Regions from separate parts of the Homo sapiens genome. Here region 1 is linked to region 2. Evidence: read pairs that join two places in POLR2A ChIA-PET (ENCODE). Cell type or tissue: B cell. All regions are shown on one strand. Each heading gives the region's core, and the rest is flanking DNA. Links, peaks and the distances in the headings are about the cores only.

The links. ChIA-PET counts read pairs that join two places held together with the same protein. Peaks named below come from ENCODE experiments on the same cell type or tissue, not always from the same donor. Only the 100,000 strongest peaks of a DNase experiment are listed, where the experiment ranks them.
Region 1: POLR2A ChIA-PET joins it to region 2 with 10 read pairs; 17 of 35 experiments call an interaction of 5 or more read pairs at or near these places.

What each region holds. Positions count from the first base shown.
Region 1 is chr19:4,363,902-4,373,850 of GRCh38, reverse strand. SH3GL1 (SH3 domain containing GRB2 like 1, endophilin A2) reads left to right here. Exons shown (of 10, transcript NM_003025.4): 2 at 6,857-6,925; 3 at 7,278-7,350; 4 at 8,226-8,369; 5 at 9,630-9,763. Among named protein-coding and RNA genes, the nearest start is that of MPND, 25 kb to the right of the region's middle. RefSeq lists enhancers at 684-1,417, 2,962-3,909, 4,362-4,551, 3,910-4,859, 7,008-7,929 and 1 more. In B cell, for the core only: a CTCF peak has its summit at 3,737 (motif pointing left); DNase peaks (open chromatin) are centred at 3,890, 4,590, 5,630, 6,830 and 3 weaker places; H3K4me3 peaks cover 1,958 bases; H3K27ac peaks cover 5,223 bases.
Region 2 is chr19:4,256,269-4,266,217 of GRCh38, reverse strand. It overlaps YJU2 (YJU2 splicing factor homolog), which reads right to left. Exons shown (of 8, transcript NM_018074.6): 5 at 7,795-7,976; 6 at 4,104-4,224. Among named protein-coding and RNA genes, the nearest start is that of YJU2, 14 kb to the right of the region's middle. In B cell, for the core only: no CTCF peak of the experiment used is centred there; no DNase peak of the experiment used is centred there.

The sequences.
Region 1 (9,949 bases), core at 1,071-9,070, 110 kb before region 2:
TGGCACCCAGCCACACCTCTGGCCAGGAAGTCTGTGGCAGGCCTGTCCCCACAGCCTGGGGGCCGTGGGGAAGCCGGGCTCTCAGGGGGCCCTCTGTGGCCTGGTCTGAGGCAGAGCCCATTCTGGTTCCAGTCCAGAGCCGGTATCTCGGTTGCCAGCCCAGGCCCAAGGGACTGCCCCTTTGGCTGAGAGGACGCCTGGGGCTTCCAGAGCCACTGTCCTTTTGCTGCCAGAGCTTGGTTCCCAGAGGAGCGCCTGACCCGCCACAGAGGTGGGTCTGTGGCTGTCCCCGGGTGCCCAATCTGGCCATGGTGGCAGCGTCTGGTTTGGGGTTTCCGTGAGAAAATAATTTCAGAAACTTTGTCTTGATTCATTGTTTTCAGTGCCTCCGTTCCCAAAGGCTGCTTTTTAAAAACCATTCAGCCTTGATGGACAGGAGGGGAGATCTCTACTGAGAGGCTGGAGGCTCGAAGGACAGTGGCAAATCCAGGGCTCTCAGAACTCCCAGATGCTGAGGGGAGCCCCGGCTGTCGGGACCCTTCCCTCCGTGCATCACACACAGTGGGTGATGACCCAGTCAGCCCCAAGGCAGAGGCTCCCTCCATCTTCCCTTGGGCTGGGGAGTGGGTTTCTGCCGTCTGATTCCTCGCCGCCGGGCCATGAGGATCACCTGGCACCTGTGAGGGTCACTTGGCACCTGTGGTGCTCCTGTGGCCCCCCCTCCCACTGCTCCTCTCCCTCCCCCTCCTGGCCTCATCCCTGAGCATGTGCAGGAATGACTACTCCTGCTTTTCACCTGCGGATGCCCTGCAGGCTCCCAGACCAGGAGCCCAGGGGCCACAACCCCACCCATGCCAGGCACTTACTGTCACAGGAAAGCTCAGAGCTGCCTGCAGCCAGCGCCGCCCCTGTAGATAGGCGAGCTTTCATAGTCAGCACGCAAGGGCCTCAGGTCTGGAGAGTCCCCATGCCACTGGGGCCACTGAAGGTTTCCAGGAAGGACAGACAGACACATCAGCAAGCCAGGAGCCTGGGAGCCCACATGGAAAAGGGGACACGAAGGCCAGTGGCTTCCTGTGTCGCTGGGCAGCAGGCCGCCTCCAGGCTGTGCGCGTCTTCGACTTTTTGACTCATGGGAAAGAAGCTGTGATGGACTCGAGGTGGCCATGTGTGTTGGGCAGTGGCTCCCAGGTGTTGGGCCAGCAGGGAAGGGCGTTGCAGATGGAAAGGGGTTCAGAGACACACGGATATGATACATCCCTACATCCTTTGCCCCTGCCCTCTTCCCACGTCAGGGCTTTTTCTACACCACAGGGATCCTTACGTCCCTCCCTGGGGCCTCCACCCCGACCCTGTATTCCAGCTGTTTTGCACAGAGGTCTGATAAGGACTCTGCTGCTTCTGCAGGCCTTACCCTGGCTTTGCCCCTTTCCATGGCTGACCAGGCCTTGAACACAGCTGCAGTGTTAGAACTGCGCCCACTGTGAGGAGGGGCTGAGCACTCGCCTCCTCCACGTCCCCTTCAGCTTCCTCCTCTGTGACGTTGGGGGCCGGGCACAGAGTGCCTAGCATGGGGGCTGGCACATGGGACTGTGAATAGTGGCCCTTGTTCCGTGTGTCCTGCCTGCCCTGTCCCTGGTCCTGCAGGTGGCTGGGCCTGGACCCCCTCCTATGGTCCCCAGCTCCCCAACCCATGCTTTGTCCTGGGGCTGTTGTCCCCTAGTCCTGTAAATGTATGGCCTTGGCCAGGCACACTGTGTCATGCCTGTAGTTTTGGCACTTGGAAGGCTGAGGTAGGATTGCTTGAGGCCGAGTTTGAGACCAGCCTGGGCAACATAGTGAGACCCCTGCCTCTTTAAAAAGAAAAAAAAAGATGAGGCCTTGTCACAGGTATTCGCTGCGGTTGACCAGCCGTGCCCACCTGCCATTTCTCCGCTCTGTGCCTGGCACTGGGCGAGGCCCCTGTGGTCTGTGCGCTCACAGATTCCGCTGAGGAGGACTGCAGGGAGGGACGCGGAGATGGCTCTGTAGCACAGCGTGCAGCACCACAGCACCACCGATGCCGACGGGCAGGCAGACACCAGCCAGAGACCCGCTCCCCAGCCGAGGGAGGACCCGTGAACTCTGCTGTGAACCTGGAAATTACCAAGCACCACAGCATGACTGCCAGTGAGACCTGAGGACCCTGGGGCCGACCCCTCTGCGGGCAAATGTGGCGCATCCCTGCAGGCTGGGCCACAGCAGCCCTCCCTTGCCCTCCCCCACGCTGGCTTTCTTCTTTAAAAGAGAAAAAAAAACAAAACCCTGTGAATTCATCAGAGCAGATAGTCTGCTGGGGCACCAAGCCCGAGACGGGCATTTGTGTTCCGTGCTGTGTGGATCAGGTTTCCCCGCTGAGATGTTTAAATCCCAAGGCCGCCCATCGGCAGCAGCCAGCTCCACTCGGCAGGATTCGGAATTTTCCTCCTGCTCCTGCCAAGTGGCCACCACAGCTGTGCCTGCCGGGCACAGGGCAGCTGCCCACACCCCTCTGGGTAAAACCTGGGATTCTCCTGCCTACGGTAGCCCTGTCCTGACTCTCAGTCCACAGTGTCTTCACAGTTCATTTCTGTATTTTTCCACCTTGTATTCTCTGTTCTGTGTGTCACATCCCTTGCTCCCCTCCAAAGAGAGCCAAAGGTCTAAACTCTAATGAATGCCAGGCTTCAAAGGAATAGCCCCCTTCTCCCAGGGGGACAAGAGTCCCATGCTCTGGGGCAAAACCCCATCTTCGTGTCCAGCTTGCTCGTTTCCCAGGTGCCTGGCTCACAGGTGACAGAGTACAGGGTCAGGCAGAAAATCCATGCGGCATGCAGGTGGCGGGTGCAGGTGGGATGCGTGAGCATAGAGTGGGCAGGTCTCCGCTGGGCATCTCTGGGCAAAGATCTGAAAGACCACAAGCCAGTCTTGCCAAACCCTGGGGAAGTGTCCGGCAGGCAACAGTGGGATCCTTCCCAGAGGCCACTGCCAGGCCTGACTGAGCCGGGGCCTCTCCCATAGTGACTTCTCAGCCCTGGTCCTCGCCTGGCAGGGTTGGCCAAACCTCACTTCTCCCTGCTCCAGGCGGGGACATGTCACAGCCTCTGTGGGAGGCCAGCCGGCATCTGAAGCAGGGGCAGAGTCTTGGAGACTGTTCCCTCTTGGGCTCGGCCTGTTTGTTCCAGGCATGGGGAGAGAAGGCGCTGGTGTTGCTCTCAGGATGGCAGCCCTTGTGGGGCCTGCGGTTGGTCACTCGGGGTTTGCAGCTGGTACTCTGACCCCGTCCAGGTGGGGCCCTGTGGGAGAGTGGGGAGGGGGCCCCCACCCACCCTGCCACCCTGATGCAGGTTCAGTCAGCGGAGGGTGGTCTCACCCCTGAGCCCTGTTGGGTCCCTGGCTACTGAGTGGCCCCATTATTTTCCTCCGTTTCCTGCCATGCGGGGTGGGAACAGGAGGCGAGCCTTGTGGGTATGGGATGGACTCGAGTGCGGAGCTGTCATTGCCACTGCTGAGTCCGCTGCACTAGTCAGGGCTACAGCCAGCCTGCAGAGTCTCCCTCGGCAGGAATGGACTGCTGGGACCATGGCCTCAGTCCTCCCTCCCCACCGGTAGGGTCTCTGATGCGGGGGCATTGGGGCTGGCTGCCCCACAACAGGCAGCTCTTGCCTGGCAGATGGCACCAGGGTTAGGAACACTCGCTCCTGACAGCGAGCCCAGAGGCGCCCTCTGGTGAGCCTCCCCGTGGCGCCCAGCTCTGCCGCAGACTCTCGGTCCCCTCCGTGCTCAGCAGTGTGCTGGTGTGGAGACCGCAGTGAGTAGGGCCCCAGCGGGCAGGAGCCCACGCTTGGTTTCCGCGCTTGCGGCCGGCGCTGCACGTGGCCCGGCTGCCTTGCTTTTCCCGTGTTTCCCTTGTGGCTGCTCATCCCTGTGTCCATCTGTGCTGGTTTCTAGCCCATAAGCCTTGGAGAGAAGGGGCCTTACAGGGTTGTGTCCCCTGCCCAGTGCCTGGCCCGTGGGGGACCATCAGTCACCACAAGGGACTTGGCTGGAGCTGAGCAGAGGGACCCGGGTAGTTAGGGCACAGCCTCCCGGGTGTCAGGGGTGCGAGGAGTCAGGCGGTTGTGGGGGTTCAGGAAGTCGTCCTGGGGCTCAGGAAGGCAGGGTCCTGGATTCCCAGGTGAGATGGGCAGGTGGGGCCAGGGCCAGAGCCAGAGGCCACCAGGTGGGTCTTTGGTACCGTGGCGGGTCCCCAGCCCCTCCCCTCAGAGGCAGGATGTGGTCCTCGCCGGTAGGGCCTCTCCTCCTGCCCTGTGAGAGGCAGGGGGCTGGGGAAGGGCCCTGACGGAGCCACTCCTGCCAGCCTGCACACTGGGTCCTGCCTGGGCAGGTCGTGGGGCCGGGGTGGCCTCCGCCCAGAAGGTGTGGTTTCGCAGCCCGCTGGCTTCAGTTCTCCTCCCGGCTTCCCAGAAGAGTCCAGTCTCACATCAGCCACTCATTTCCCTCTCCGGCAGCCGCTGGCTCTGAGCACGCCCTCTCTCGCCACAATCAAAAGAAGTGAAACTGTCCCAGGAAATAGAGTGGAACGCCCCAAAAACACCTAGGGAGGGGGGGCTCCTTCCTCCTAATGCCTTCAGCAGAAATGGAGGGCAGCCCCACTCTCCTGCCCCGCAAGGGACAGTTCCTGCTTCTCACCTGTGCCAGAGTCAGCCCTCCCGCGGTGGGTGTGACGAGGTGATTTTTTTTTTCTTTCTTCTTTCTTTTGAGATGGAGTCTTGCTCTGTCGCCTAGGCTGGAGTGCAGTGGCTGGATCTCTGCTGACTGCAAGCTCCACCTCCCGGGTTCACACCATTCTCCTACCTCAGCCTCCCGAGTAGCTGGGACTACAGGCACCCGCCATCAGGCCCGGCTAATTTTTTTGTATTTTTAGTAGAGACGGGGTTTCACTGTGTTAGCCAGGATGGTCTCGATCTCCTGACCTCATGATCCGCCTGCCTCAGCCTCCCAAAGTGCTGGGATTACAGGCATGAGTCACCGCGCCCGGCCAACGAGGGGATTTTTAAGAAGCTTCCAAGGTGCTGTGTGGCTGAGTTGAGAGCCACCAACCCACAGGCAGGAAAGGGACAGGGGTCAGAGGCATGGGGCCTGTGCTCACTGAATGCCCGGCACACCCCGCACATGAAGGCAGGTGGACAGAAAGGGTCCCGATGCGTGGGTGAGGACAGTCCCGTGGTGTGGGGGCTTCCAGAGCCAAGCCTTGGAGGAGGGCCAGGAATTCCTTGGCAAAGGGGCTGGTGTCTTTTTGGGCAGGTTGCCAGGACACAAGACCAGCCGTGTACTCCGGGCAGGCTACCTTTTGCAGAACTTGGGGTTGGGGGCATTTGCACTCATGGTGCCTTGGGCTGTGACCTCCAGGCATGGGCTAGAGGGTACACCAGGTGCCTGGCGTGGGCAGAGCCCCAGGCTCAAGCTTCTCCTGCCCCCGCACTTCCTGCTCTTGGGTCACTTCCTCCCAGGCTGGGTCCTAAACTCCTGACTGCCCTGCTGGACACCCCCCAGCCCCACACAGCCAACGCAGTGTGGCACCACACGGACCCTCATGGCATCCCTTGGCCACGTCTTGTGACAGCTCGGGGCAGGCAAGCACCAATCAGACCTGGGGAGCACCAGGGGCACAGGCCATGGCCCACGGCACGCAACACCTCACTCTCCTGCCCAGGCCGTGTGTGCACGTCTTCACACAAGTGATCAGACCCGGGATGTTAAATTTGCCGATGACTTCAGAGATGGCACACCCTGTGACACTTGGCCCCCAGAGGGCAGGGCCAAGCTTGTGACCTCAGGCGGCCTCCCTCTGGGAGCCTCCATTTGTGGCAGGGCCTGGCAGCCACTCGGCTCTTCATGAAGCGCTGTGTGCTGGGAAGGGCCTCACACTGTCCATCCTCACTCTGTGCGGCATCCCTTGGCGCCAGGCACACATGGGATACGTGGGGTGAAGAAAGCAACGCCTGTGCTCAGACAGCGGTGCTGGGGTTCAGTGGTTCCCGCCATGTTCCATGGGACATTTCAGGGCTGTTTTTCGCATCCCAGGCGCTGTCAGAGGGAGTGGTTTGGGAATTCAGTGCTTGCTTCTGCCTTCCCACCACACGAGGAAAGACGCTGTAAGTGCCTGTCATTGTCATCGCTTTCACCGTAGCTGAGAGCCGTGAGGACCAAGGTGTGCCAGGCCTGTGTTGACTGCCTTGTGAAACTCAGTGTCCACATGGGGCAAGGGCTGGGCTGTCCCATCCTGCAGACACGGGCACCAGAGCACAGGAGAATGGCGGCCTCCCTGCCCGGCTGCCTGCACCTCTTCTCGTAACTGTCAGCTCCTGCTGCCTCTCCCAGCCAAGCTGGCAGGATTTTTTTTTTTAAGTAGACCCCACATACTCAAGGATGGGGGCAGATCCCCACATTGCTATCTGTGGGGATGTTTGTGTAGGCGCTTCTGGAAGCAGTGTCTTCTGAGCCATGTGTTCTCAGGCTGAGGCTCTGGACTCCACCGTGGCCCAGATGGGGCCTACTGTGGCAGGGTCCCCAGTGGGTATGTGAGTGGCAGTCGGGACACACACAGGTGGGCAGGCCACCCCCACCCTCCCCCTCCCCCTGCAGGCCCACCCTGCTCTGCAGGCAGCGTGTGGCCCTGGGGTGCCCACGGCAGTGCCTGAGGTGTGTGTCCTGATCACTTGGCCTCCTGCCTCCAGCTGTGGATGCGATGTGGCTGGAAGGCGGCTCAGGGCCTCCTGTCCTCTTCTTCCTCCTACCCCTGGGCTCACAGCGTTTCCCCTCTTCTGTCCTCTAGCTGGTCAGTGAGAAGGTCGGAGGGGCCGAGGGGACCAAGCTGGATGATGACTTCAAAGAGATGGAGAAGGTGAGGAAGAAACTGCGTGCTCTGTGTGGTGGTGGCACTGCTGGGGCCTGACCTCTGCCGGGCATAGTGGAGGCGGCCAACCTTGATGGGCCTGGGTCTGGAGTGATGGGGCCCGGCAGGTGTGGAGAGATGGGGTGGTGTGGGGGCCTCGTCAGCTGGACTTGACGGGCACCAGCTCTCTCCCCTGCCGTGGGCAGGCAGCTGTGGGGACATGGCTGAGCTGAAGACATGGAGAGGGGGTTGGGGGGTCCTGGTATGGGCTCTTAGGGCAGGAGGCGGTGCAGCAGCGGGGGTCTTGTGTGCCTTGGGCCCCCACTGGCTGTGGAGTCTTATATGCTGCTTCTCTTCACAGAAGGTGGATGTCACCAGCAAGGCGGTGACAGAAGTGCTGGCCAGGACCATCGAGTACCTGCAGCCCAACCCAGGTGGGTGCTCCAGCCACTGCCAGGGCCTGCCCCAGGCCCTCTGGCCTCTGTGTCAGAGGGAAGGCAGGGGATGACAGAACCGCCAGGCTCATGGGTTGTGGGCTTCAGGCACAGCTGGATCCCGGAGTGCAGAGGCCATCCTTGGTGCTGCATGCTGCCTTTCCACCTCAACCAGCAGCTCAGCCCCTCTGTTGGCTTCACTCTCATGCCGACTGGTTCCTCAGGGCCGTCCCAGCCTTCAACCCCTCTTCCAGCCAGCAGTCCTGGCAGGGAGCCTCTCCCCCAGCTTACTTGTGGGATCCATTTGTATTGGCCGCCCCTCCCCAGTGCCCCTGGCCTGGACTTCACCTCTTGGGCTTGGGACTGGGTCTCCCTGGCTGAGAGACGGGCTTTTCCCCAAGGAAAACCCAAATGCTGGCTCCATAGGAGGCCACGGACAGGGGGCAGACGCACACCCAGCAGTGTCCACTCAGGCCCTGCCAGGAGCAGACCCAAGCGGGCAGCGGAAGGGACACAGCTCATCACCCACCCCGGGAGCCTTGGCCTCAACCACCCCCCGCTGCACATCACTGCTGCGCCTCCTCCCTGGCACCCCCCAGATGAGGGGTCATAGCCACGTTCCAAGAGGAGCAGCCCTTGGAAGGAGGAGGTTTTGCCCCCTGAGGAGCTTGGTCACCTCTCCACCCGCTGCCAGCTCCTTTGAGGCTAGCAGGAGCAGGGAAGGGACCCTCTGGGGATTCCACTGTGCTTTGTGTGGCCTAGGCTGTCCACAGGCACAGGAAGCAAGGGTGGGGAGGAGATGTGGGGGCTGCAGTCTGCCAGGGCAGAGGAGTGCAGGCCTCACAGCCCACACCCACCTGGCCATCCTATCCCAGCCTCGCGGGCTAAGCTGACCATGCTCAACACGGTGTCCAAGATCCGGGGCCAGGTGAAGAACCCCGGCTACCCGCAGTCGGAGGGGCTTCTGGGCGAGTGCATGATCCGCCACGGGAAGGAGCTGGGCGGCGAGTCCAACTTTGGTGAGTGGTGCTCTCTGGAAGCCACGCCCACCGTCCCTGGAGGCCACACCTCAACACAGGCAGGGCAGGTCCAGGCCCTGCATGTGCTGAGTGCCGGGGACGTACAGTGGCCCCCACAGCTTTCCAGCTGCAGAGGTGCAGGAGACTGCACAGACCAACCCATCCAGCACTGGCCAGCAGCTGATAGGGCCCCTTCCTGTAGCTCCAGACCTTCCCCAACTCAAGCCAGCTGCTTCCCCAGGGCCTGGACCCCCCAGCATCTGTCCTTCCACCTGTTAAGGGCAAACCTAGGCCCTTTTAGGAGCATTGGAGGGTCTGGTTTAACGTCCAGCATCGATTCGGATTTTAGGATCCTTTGTTTTGCCCTGAGTTCCAATTTCCGGGCCCTGGGCTTAGAGTGTTGGGGGGCTGTTAGAAGTTGGGATGGGGCCAAGTGTGGTGGCTCATGCCTGTAATCCCAACACTTTGGGAGGCCAAGGCAGGTGGATCACCTGAGATCGGGAATTCGAGACCAGCAAGACCAATATGGAGAAACCCCACCCCGCTTCTACTAAAAAAAAAAAAATATATATATATATATATACACACACACACACACACACACACACACACACAATTAGCCGGGTGTGGTAGTGCATGCCTGTAACCCCAGCTACTCGGGAGGCTGAGGCAGGAGAATCACTTGAACCCAGGAGGTGGAGGTTGCAGTGAGCCGAGACTATGAAAAAACAAAACAAAACAAAACAAAACAAAAACCGGGTGCGGTGGCTCACGCCTGTAATCCCAACACTTTGGGAGGCCGAGGCGGGCGGATCACAAGGTCAGGAGTTCGAGACCGGTGTGGTCTATATGGTGAAACCCCGTCTCTATTAAAAATACAAAAATTAGCTGGATGTGGTGGCAGGCCCCTGTAATCCCCCTTACTCAGGAGGCTGAGACAGGAGAATTGCTTGAACCTGGGAGGCAGAGGTTGCAGTGAGCTGAGATCATGCCACTGCACTGCAGCCTGGGCAACAGCGAGACTTCATCTCAAAGAAGTTGGAAAGGATCCAGGTGTGGGGGTGAACGCCTGTGGTCCCGGCTACTTGGGAGGCTGAGGTGCCAGCATGGCTTGAGCCCAGTTTGAGGCCTGCAGTGAGCTGGTACAGCGCCACTGCGTTCCAGCCTGTGAAACGCTATTTCAAAAACAAAGGCTGAGGAGTGTCTCAGTCTAGTGGTCCCAGGCCCGGTATGATGGCTTCCCCCACCACTTCTCCACAGGTGACGCATTGCTGGATGCCGGCGAGTCCATGAAGCGCCTGGCAGAGGTGAAGGACTCCCTGGACATCGAGGTCAAGCAGAACTTCATTGACCCCCTCCAGAACCTGTGCGAGAAAGACCTGAAGGAGATCCAGGTGCTGCTCCTGCGCCAGCCTGGGGCCTGTCCCTTCCCCCTGCCGGATGGGGCAGCCCCATTCCTGCCACCCTCACCTCCAGCCTCGGCACTGCCCTCTGGGTCTCAGGCAGGCAGGATCCCCAGTGGTGCAGGGACAGTGGGTCAAAGCCATGCGTGGGGCGGCCCTCTGGCCGCTACTGGTGTG
Region 2 (9,949 bases), core at 118-8,117:
GGCACTTTGGGAGGCCAAGGCAGGTGGATCACGAGGTCAGATAGAGACCATCCTGGCTAACACGGTGAAAGCCCGTCTCTACTATAAATACAAGAAATTAGCCAGGCTTGGTGGCACACGCCTGTAATCCCAGCTACTCGGGAGACTGAGGCAGGAGAATCGCTTGAACCTGGGAGGCAGAGGTTGCAGTGAGCCGAGATCGTGCCACTGCACTCCAGCCTGGGTGACAGGGCGAGACGCCGTCTCGAAAAAAAAAAAAAAAAATGTCGTAGCTCTGGGCTGATGTCAAAATGAGGAAAAGAAGTCAAAAGGCACAGATGGCCAGGCACAGAGGCACACACCTGTAATCCCAACACTTTGGGAGGCCGAGGCGGGTGGACCACTTGAGGTCAAGAGTTCGAGACCAGCCTGGTCAACATGGTGAAACCCCGTCTCTTTATTAATAAAAAGAAAATACAAAACCTAGCCAGGTGTGGTAGCACACGCCTGTAATCCCAGCTACTCAGGAGGCTAAGGCAGGACAATTGCTACAGGCTGGGAGCCGGAGGTTGCAGTGAGCCGAGACCGTGCCACTGCACTCCAGCCTGGGCGAAAGAACAAGACCGTCTCAAAAAAAAAAAAGTTACCTAGGTTAGTTCCCAAACCTGTTTCTACAGGTGGTACTCATCATCATTAAACTAAACTAAGGATTGGGAGGCCAAGGCGGGAGGACTGCTTGAGGATAGGAGTTTGAGACCAGCCTAGACAACATACAGACTCGCCTCTAAAAAAAAAAAAAGAAAAGAAAATTAAAAATTAGCTGGCTGTGGTGGCACACACTACACACTTGTGGGTCCCAGCTACTTGAGAGGCTGAGGTGGGAGGATCATTTGAGCCCAGGAGTTGGAGGCTGCAGCGAGCTGTGATCGCGTCACTGCACTCCAGCCTGGGTGACAGAGCAAGACCTCATCTCTAAAATAAAAATAAAATAAACCAAGAAAACGCAAGTGTGGAGATATTCCTTCCTATAAAAGTTAGGGTGAAGGTTTGAAAAGTCTTGATGAAGGTGAATCACGTTAAAACCAAATAAAACACCTGCTATCAAATCAGGTAGAGGCACAAGACTGAGGGAGTAAATCAAAAAAGGTTGGACTGCTTTCAAAGTACCTTTACTCTGTTGATTCATTCAAAAAAAAAAGAAAAGAAGAGAGGAAGTTGTAGACAATGAATTCTGGGAGTGGTTTATGTGAGAACCACAGTGTGAGAACTCTAATCAGAGGACACAGCTTCAAAGAAAATGTCTTTTAGAAAAATGTCTTGGGGCCAGACATGGTGGCTGATGTCTGTAATCCCTGTGCCTTGGCGGGAGAACTGCTTGAGGCCAGGTGCGTGAGACCAGCCTGGGCAACACAGCAAGACCGCATCTCTGCAAAAAGAATTTGAAAAATTAGGGGCCAGGCACAGTGGCTCACGCCTGTAATCCCAGCACTTTGGGCGGCCGAGTCAGGTGAATCACCTGAGGTCAGGAGTTCTAGATCAGCCTGGCCAACATGGTGAAACGCCATCTCTACTAAAAATACAAAAATTAGCCGGGCATGGTGGCAGGCGCCTGTAATCCCAGCTACTTGGGAGGCTGAGGCAGTAGAATCGCTTGAACCCGGGGGGCGAAGGTTGCAGTGAGCCAAGATCACACCACTGCACTCCAGCCTGGGCAACAAGAGTGAAACTGTCTAAAAAAAAAAAAAGAAAGAAAGAAAAGAAAAATTAGCCAGGCGTGGTGGTGCGTGCCTGTGGTCCCAGCTGCTCAGGAGACTGAGGTGGGAGGATTGCTTGAGCCTAGGAGGTTCAGGCTGCAGTGAGCTGGGACTGCATTACTGCACTCCAGCCTGGGCAACAGAGTAAGACCCTGTGTCAAACAAACAAACAAAAAAGGAAGAAAGAACAATCGTTTCTTTTTTTTTTTTTTTTTTTTTTTTTGAGACAGAGTCTCGCTCTGTCGCCCAGGCTGGAGTGCAGTGGCACAATCTCGGCTCACTGCAAGCTCCACCTCCTGGGTTCACGCCATTCTCCTGTCTCAGCCTCCTGAGTAGCTGGGACTACAGGCGCCCGCCACCACGCCCGGCTAATTTTTTGTATTTTTAGCAGAGATGGGGTTTCACCGTGTTAGATAGGATGATCTCGATCTCCTGACCTCGTGATCCACCCGCCTTGGCCTCCCAAAGTGCTGGGATTACAGGTGTGAGCCACCGCGCCCGGCCGAGAACAATCGTTTCTGTGTGTCTGTGTTATTGGTTTATGAGCCCCTACTTTTACCACCTTCTTCAATGAACAAACCAGAGTGGCTGAGGCCACCTTGGATGAGTCAGCTGTGGTGGAAAATGCTGGTCATCCACCAAAACTCCTTCCTCCTTTTTTTTTTTTTTTTTTTTGAGATAGAGTCTCACTCTGTTGCCCAGGCTGGAGGGCAATGGCACAATCTCAGCTCACTGCAACCTCTGCCTCCCAGGTTCAAGTGATTCTCCTGCCTCAGCCTCCCGAGTAACTGGGATTACAGGCAGGCACCGCCATGTCCAGCTAATTTTTGTATTTTTAGTAGAGACAGGGTTTCTCCATGTTGGCCAGGCTGGTCTCGAACTCCTGACCTCAGATGATCCGCCTGCCTCGGCCTCCCAAAGTGCTGGGATTACAGCACTTTGAGCCACGGTGCCCGGCCTCCCTTCGTTCTAGTTGGCAGCACAGCCAGGCACGGACCAGCTGGAGGATGCATCTCACAGTTTCCTTCGCCACCAGATGGGGCCTTGTGACTATGCTGTGGCCTCTGGCATGAGAGAAGAACTGAGGTGGGCCGCATCTGAGGCTGCGTGGTCCTCCACACACTTTTTGCCTTCCCACAGCCGGACCCTGAAGGTGCTCTGAGCCAGCTGTGGCCACAGCGCAGGAAGCCGTGCTCCAGAAGGAAGGAGGCTGAGTCCCTGAATGGTTCCAAGGAGCAGAGCTGCCCGAAGTCCTAGACTGTCAGCCCAGGGCTGTTATGACTGAGAAATAAATTTCTATGTTCTTTCTTTACATTCTCTTCTTTCGGCAGCTTAAACAGGGGTTGGCGAATTACAGACCCATAGGCCTGCCACCAGTTTTAGTAAATTAAGTTTTTTTTTTTTTTTTTTTGAGACAGAGTCTCATTCTGTCACCCAGGCTGGGGTGCAGTGGCACGATCTCGGCTCGCTGCAACCTCCGCCTCCCGGGTTCAAGCGATTCTCCTGCCTCAGCCTTCTGAGTAGCTGGGATTACAAGCGTGAGCCACTGCACTCAGCCTTAATTTTTATTTGTTTATTTTAGACAGGGTCTCACTCTTGCTCAGGCTGGAGTTCGGTCATACTGATGCAGCTCACTGCAGCCTTGACCTTCTGGGCTCAAGCGGTCCTCCTGCCTCAGTCTCTCAAACAGCTGGGACCACAGACATGCACCACCACCCATGACTAATTTTTGTAATTTTGTAAAGAAGGGGTCTCACTTTGTTGCCCAGGCTGGTCTCAAACTCCCGGCCTCAAGCGATCCTCCTGCCTTGGCCTCCCAAAATGCTGGGATTACAGGCATGAGCCACTGCACCCCGCCTATAAATAAAGATTTATTGGCACCAGGCAACACCCACTTATTTACACCTGATCATGGGTGTTTTGGGCTACAGCCACAGGGTGGAGGAGTTAGGGTGCAGACTGGCCTTTTAAGAAAAAGTCAAGTTCTGGTCGGGCATGGTGGCTCACGCCTGTAATCCCAGCACTTTGGGAGGCCTAGGCGGGCGGATCACGAGGTGAAGAGATTGAGACCATCCTTCCCAACATGGTGAAACCCCATCTCTACTAAAAATACAAAAAATTAGCTGGGCTTGGTGGCGCGTGCCTGTAGTCCCAGCTACTCGGGAGGCTGAGGCAGGAGAATCGCTTGAACCTGGGAGGCAGAGGTTGCAGTGAGCCAAGATCGTGCCACTGCACTCCAGCCTAGGCGACAGAGCGAGACTCCGTCTCAAAAAACAAAAACAAAAAACAAAAGAAAAAGTCAAGCTGACCCCTGGCTTCAGTTGTCCCTAGTTCACCTGGGAGCCCCCAGGACTCAGGCACCCCACTTACCTCATCCAGGATGGCGGTGGGGTTGGGCCGAAGGGCTGGCTGCAGGGGCGAGGGAGCAGCCTCATCCTCTGAGTCGGAGTCCTCCAGCAGTCTTCGCTTTCTGGCTTCCTCCAACAGGGCCCTGTGGGATGGAAGATGGGAACTTGGACGTGCTCTGTTTGGGGAACAGTGCCTGGGATGTACCTGCTGGGGTGGCGAGGGGCCTGGGTGCCTGGAGACCTCTTCCTGCCCTCAGTGAGCAGGGGTGGGAGGGAGTAGGGGGAGCACAGATTACTTTTTTTTTTTAAGAGACAAGGTCTCACTCTGTCACTCAGGGAGGGTGAAGTGGCACAATCACAGCTCACTGCAACCTCAACCTCCTGGGCTCAAGCGATCCTCCCCACTCAGCTTCCTGAGTAGCTGGGTCCACAGGCGTGTTCCTATGCCTTATTAAATTTTATTTCATTTTATTTTTGAGACAGAGTCTCGCTCTGTTGCCCAGGCTGGAGTGCAGTGGCGCAATCTTGGCTCACTGCAACCCCCACCTCCCAGGTTGAAGCGATTCTCCTGCCTCAGCTTCCCAAGTACCTGGGATTACAGGTGCCTGCCACCACACCCGGCTAATTTTTGTATTTTTTTTTTCTTTTTTGAGATGGAGTCTTTGTTGTCCAGGCTGGAGTGCAGTGGCGTGATCTTGGCTCACTGCAACCTCCGCCTCCTGGGTTCAAGCGATTCTCCAGCCTCAGCCTACCGAGCAGCTAGGACTACAGGCACGCACCACCGTGTCCAGCTAATTTTTGTATTTTTAGTAGAGGCGGGGTTTCGCCATCTTGGCCAGGCCGGTCTCTAATTCTGGGAGTGGTTTATGTGAGAACCACAGTGTGAGAACTCTAATCAGGGGATATAGCTTCAAAGAAAATGTCTTTTAGAAAAATGTCTTGGGGCCAGACATGGTGGCTGATGTCTGTAATCCCTGTGCCTTTAGAGGCCAAGGCAGGAGAAATGCTTAAGGCCAGGAGCATGAGACCAGCCTGGGCAACACAGCAAGACCGCATCTCTGCAAAAAGGATTTTAAAAATCAGGGGCCTACATCCCCTTACCTGGGATGACCCCTTTGCCAAGCACTCGCTTGGTGAACTCCTACTCGACCTTCAATACCCAATGCAAGACGCTCTTCCTCTGAGAAGCTCATCCTCATAATTCAAGCTCACGCATCCTGGCTTCTCTCTCACCCAGATGGATGTTGTCCTGGGTATTGGTCTCCTTGTCCCTCTCCCTCCCCACACAGTGAGCTCCGTGAGGGCAGAGCACCCATTGGGACTTCCTTAACCCAGTGGTTACCACTTCCTCTATTTAAACATAAAACAGATTAAAGGGGCCAGATGCAGTGGCTCATGCCTGTCATCCCAGCTCTTTGGGACGCTGAGACGGGAGGATCGCTTGAGCCAGGGGTTAGAGACCAGCCTGGGCAACATAGCGAGACCCCGTCTCTAAAAAAATTAAAAATGTTAGCTAGGACTACAGGCACATACCACCATGTCCAGCTAATTTCTGTAGTTTTAGTAGAGACGGGGTTTCACCATCTTGGCCAGGCTGGTCTCGAACTCCTGACCTCAGGTGATACGCCCACTTCAGCCTCCCAAAGTGCTGGGATTACGGGCGTGAGCCACCGACCGCACCTAGTCTACTTTTTAATTTTCATTTTTTTTAGGAGGAATCTTGCTCTGTCGCCCAGGCTGGAGTTCAGTGGCACCATCTCGGCTCACTATAACCTCTGCCTCCCGGGTTCAGGCAATTCTCCTGTCTCAGCCTCTGGAGCAGCTGGAATTACAGGCATCTGCCACCACGCCCAGCTAATTTGTTTTTGTATTTTTAGTACAGATGGGGTTTCGCCATGTTGGCCAGGCTGGTCTCGAACTGCTGACCTCAGGTGATCCGCCCGCCTCAGCCTCCCACAGTGCAGGATGGCAGGCAGGAGACCCTGCGCCCGGCCCCTTCTACTTTTTTACATTAACTTTTCCGTGTCCACCGAGGGCAGTGGTGTGGTTAAGTGCCTGGATGCCGGAACCAGCCTGTCTGGATGGAGCCTGGAGGGTAACCTTGGTGGGGCTCATGCCTGGACCTCCCTGGACCTCAGTCCCCTCCATGATGAAGATCACACTGACCCCCAGGGCTGTGTGGGTAGTGAGGTTACAGCCACGCCCGGCACCCGGAAGGTGCAGGATGAACGCAGGCTCCCAACACTGTTCTGCACGGTATCGCTGCTCTGCACACCCATCAGGCACTGACGTGGAACCTACCAGAACCTACCTGCTGGAAGCCCTGGGGACACAGGAGAGGCCACCACGTCCCTGTCCTTACAGCTCAGATTCTAAAGGAGGGAGGGGAGATGAGGCACCAGGAAAGGAGGGGATCAGCACGCGGGCTCAGAGGTGGTCGGCGTCAAAGGCATTCACCAGCCAACCACAGGGGCTCACACGTGTCATCCAGCACTTCAGGAGACTAAGGTGGGAGGATCGCTTGAGGCCAGGAGTTCAAAACCAGCCTGTCCAACATAGCGAGGTCCTGTCTCTACAGAAATAAAAACAATTAGCTGGGCATGGTGATGTGTCCCTGTGGTCCCAGCTACCCAGAAGGCTGAGGCAGGAGGAACGCTTGAGCCCGGGAGATGGAGGCTACAGTGAGCTATGACTGCACTACTGCACTCCAGCCTGGGCGGCAGAGCAAAACCCCGTCTCAAAGAAAAAGAAAAGCGTCGTCCGGGCGCGGTGGCTCACGCCTGCAATCCCAGCACTTTGGGAGGCCGAGGCGGGCGGATCACGAGGTCAGGAGATCGAGACCATCCTGGCTAACACGGTGAAACCCCATCTCTACTAAAAATTACAAAAAATTAGCCGGGCTTGGTGGCGGATGCCTCTAATCCCAGCTACTCGGGAGGCTGAGGCAGAATGGCATGAACCCGGGAGGCGGAGCTTGCAGTGAGCGAGATGGCGCCACTGCCCTCCAGCCTGGGCAGCAGAGGGAGACTCCGTCTCAAAAAAAAAAAAAAAAAAAAAAAAAAAAAGAAAAGTGTTCACCCAGGAGGCCTGAGGCTGTGTCCTCAGAAGGCGGCTGGTGAGGGCGTCCCTTGGTGGGTGTCCGGGAGCCTGTGCTGGGGGCCTCCCACCCTCATGGATGGGACGGGCTCTGGGGCTTCAGCTGTTCCTGCAAACACCATGGTTTATGCGTGACCCCTGCTTTCCTCTGGAGTCTGGAATCCCGGCATGGGTGAGGCAGCGGGGGCTGTGGGACCAGGCCCCATAGGAACCCCACGCTGGGTCTCTAGGAGCTTCCCTAGTGATGGCGCCTTTCTCGAGTCCTCCAGGCTGGTGCTAGGGGATGAGGCGCGTCCTGCGAAGCTCCACCAGGAGAGGATCTGGAAGGCCTGGCCCCCGACACACCACACATGCCTTTCCCCTTTGCTGAATCTGCTGTGTCCTCTCGCTGTGACAAACCGCAGCCATGCGGGCGACCACGTGCTAAGTCACCGTGCCCGGCAGTGGCCTGGGACCCCCTCGAGAGACGCCACAAGGGAGAAAGTGAGATGGGCGGTGGGAAAGGGGTCCTTGCAAAGGCGACACTCCAGAGAGCGGGGAAAGGGTCTGGGGCAGAGGCAGCGCCTGCCGGGGCAGAGGCTGCGAGGTGGGGCTGGGTTGGGCCGGCCCTGACTCACGCGGTCTCCTGCTCGTCCTCCTCCTGCTGCTGCCTCCGCCGCTCCTCCTCCGACAGGCGGTGCTGCCTCAGCATAGCCTCGAAGTCCACGTGCGCCTGCCGCTGGTTCAGGTCTTTCAGCTCCTGGAGGTTCTCCAGCACCTCCATCTCCAGCTTGGAGTCCTTGGTCCGGTTCTCCAGCACCTGGCGGGCGCGGGGCGGCGGGGCTGAGTGCATGGGGATCGCACCACGGGGCAAACCCTGTCTGGCCTCGGGGGCCACTGCGGGCCACGGGAGGAACCCCTACCCCCACGTTTCCATCCTGCTCAGGGAACCCCCTGCCCATGCCCAGCGCTGTGTCCATTTCACAGGTGAGAACACTCAGGTCTGGGGAGGGAAAGTGACCACATGGGGCTGAGCAGTGGTGGAGCCGGGATCTGAGCCCTGGGGCAGGGTGGGGTGGAAAGAGGCTGGCTCTGGACCCAGGTGGCCTGGATTTCTGGCCTGGTGCCATCTTTCAGTAAGAATAATAAGGAAAAATTTGGCCAGGCACAGTGGCTCACGTCTGTAATCCCAGCATTTTGGGAGGCCGGAGCGGGCGGATCACCTGAGATCAGGAGTTCGAGACCAGCCTGGCCAACATGGTGAAACCCTGTCTCTACTAAAAATACAGGCTGGGTGTTATGGGTCACGCCTGTAATCCCAGCACTTTGGGAGGCCGAGGCAGACAGATCACTTGAGGTCAGGAGTTCAAGACCAGCCTGGCCAACATGACGAAACCCCATCTCTACTAAAAATACAAAAAGTAGCTGGGCGTAGTGGCATGTGCCTGTAATCCCAGCTACTTGGGAGGCTGAGGCAGGAGAATTGCTTGAACCCGGGAGGCAGAGGTTGCAGTGAACCAAGATTGCACCACTGGACTCCAACCTGGGTGACAGAGTGAGACTCCATCTCAAAAAAATAAATAAATAATAAAAATACAAAAATTATCCAGGCGTGGTGGCACACACCTGTAATCCCAGCTACTTGGGAGGCTGAGGCAGGAGAATCACTTGAACCCAGGAGGCAGAGGTTGACTGAGCTCAGATCGTGCCAATGCATTCCAGCTTGGGTGACAGAGCGAGACTCTATCTCAAAAATAATAATATTAAGGAAAAATTGTAAAAGACAACCTGAGCACCTACTGTACACCGGGCCCTGGGCTAAGAGGTTTCCATATGCCATCTCATTTAATCCTCACAACCCCCATTTTACAGAAACGGAAACTGAGGCTGAGGGAGGCGAGTCTGGTGGCCACGGGTCCCTGAGAAGTGGCTTTGGAGCCAGGCAGGTTGGGAGTGAATCCTGCCTGGCTGCTTCCCAGTGCTGTGACCTTGTTGTATTTACCCTTTGGAAAAATGGCAATTCTGACAGTTTAAAAGTATGTCCACAAACTCTCTGATGCTCCTCCATTTAAGGGGTGGAGGTGACTCCCCTCCCCTTGAGCAGGGGCTGGACAAGCTACTTGCTCTAATGGAATATGACAGAAATAATGGCACGTAACTTCTGAGACTAGGATGTAAAAGCACAGGCCTTCCTCCTTGCTCTCACTCTTGGGTCACATGCTCTGGGGTACGCAGCTGCCATGTTGTGAGGTTGCTCAAGCAGCTCCCCACACAGCGAGGAACTGAGGCTGACAGCCAACAGCCAGTAGAGGGAGCCAGTTTGCGAGTGGCTCCTCCAGCCCCAGTCCAGCCTTCAGATGATACTGCCCTGGCCAACACCTTGACTGCAACCTCATGGGAGCCCCCAAGCCACAACCATCCAGCTCAGCTGCTTCTGGATGCCTGACTCTCAAAAACTGTGGGATAATAAATGTTTGTTGTTTTCAGTCACTAAGTTTTGGGATAACCTGTTATGTAGCAATAGCTGACTAACACCAGGGTAAGAGCCCCTTGCTGTCAGTGTGGAGGTAACTAAATTCACACACAGACAGCAGTGCGACAGGCCCAGGCACACACCAAACCCTTGCCAAGGCTCATTTCCCTCCCTGTTGCTCTGCATGGCCATGGAAAATGTTGTATCTGGTCTGATGTGGCTTGCTCAGAAAACTCACATTTGGCAGGGGTGGGTGGGTCCAGGAATAGATAAGAATGGATGGGAAATATGGAAGCAGGAGGGGACAGCAGGGAACACAG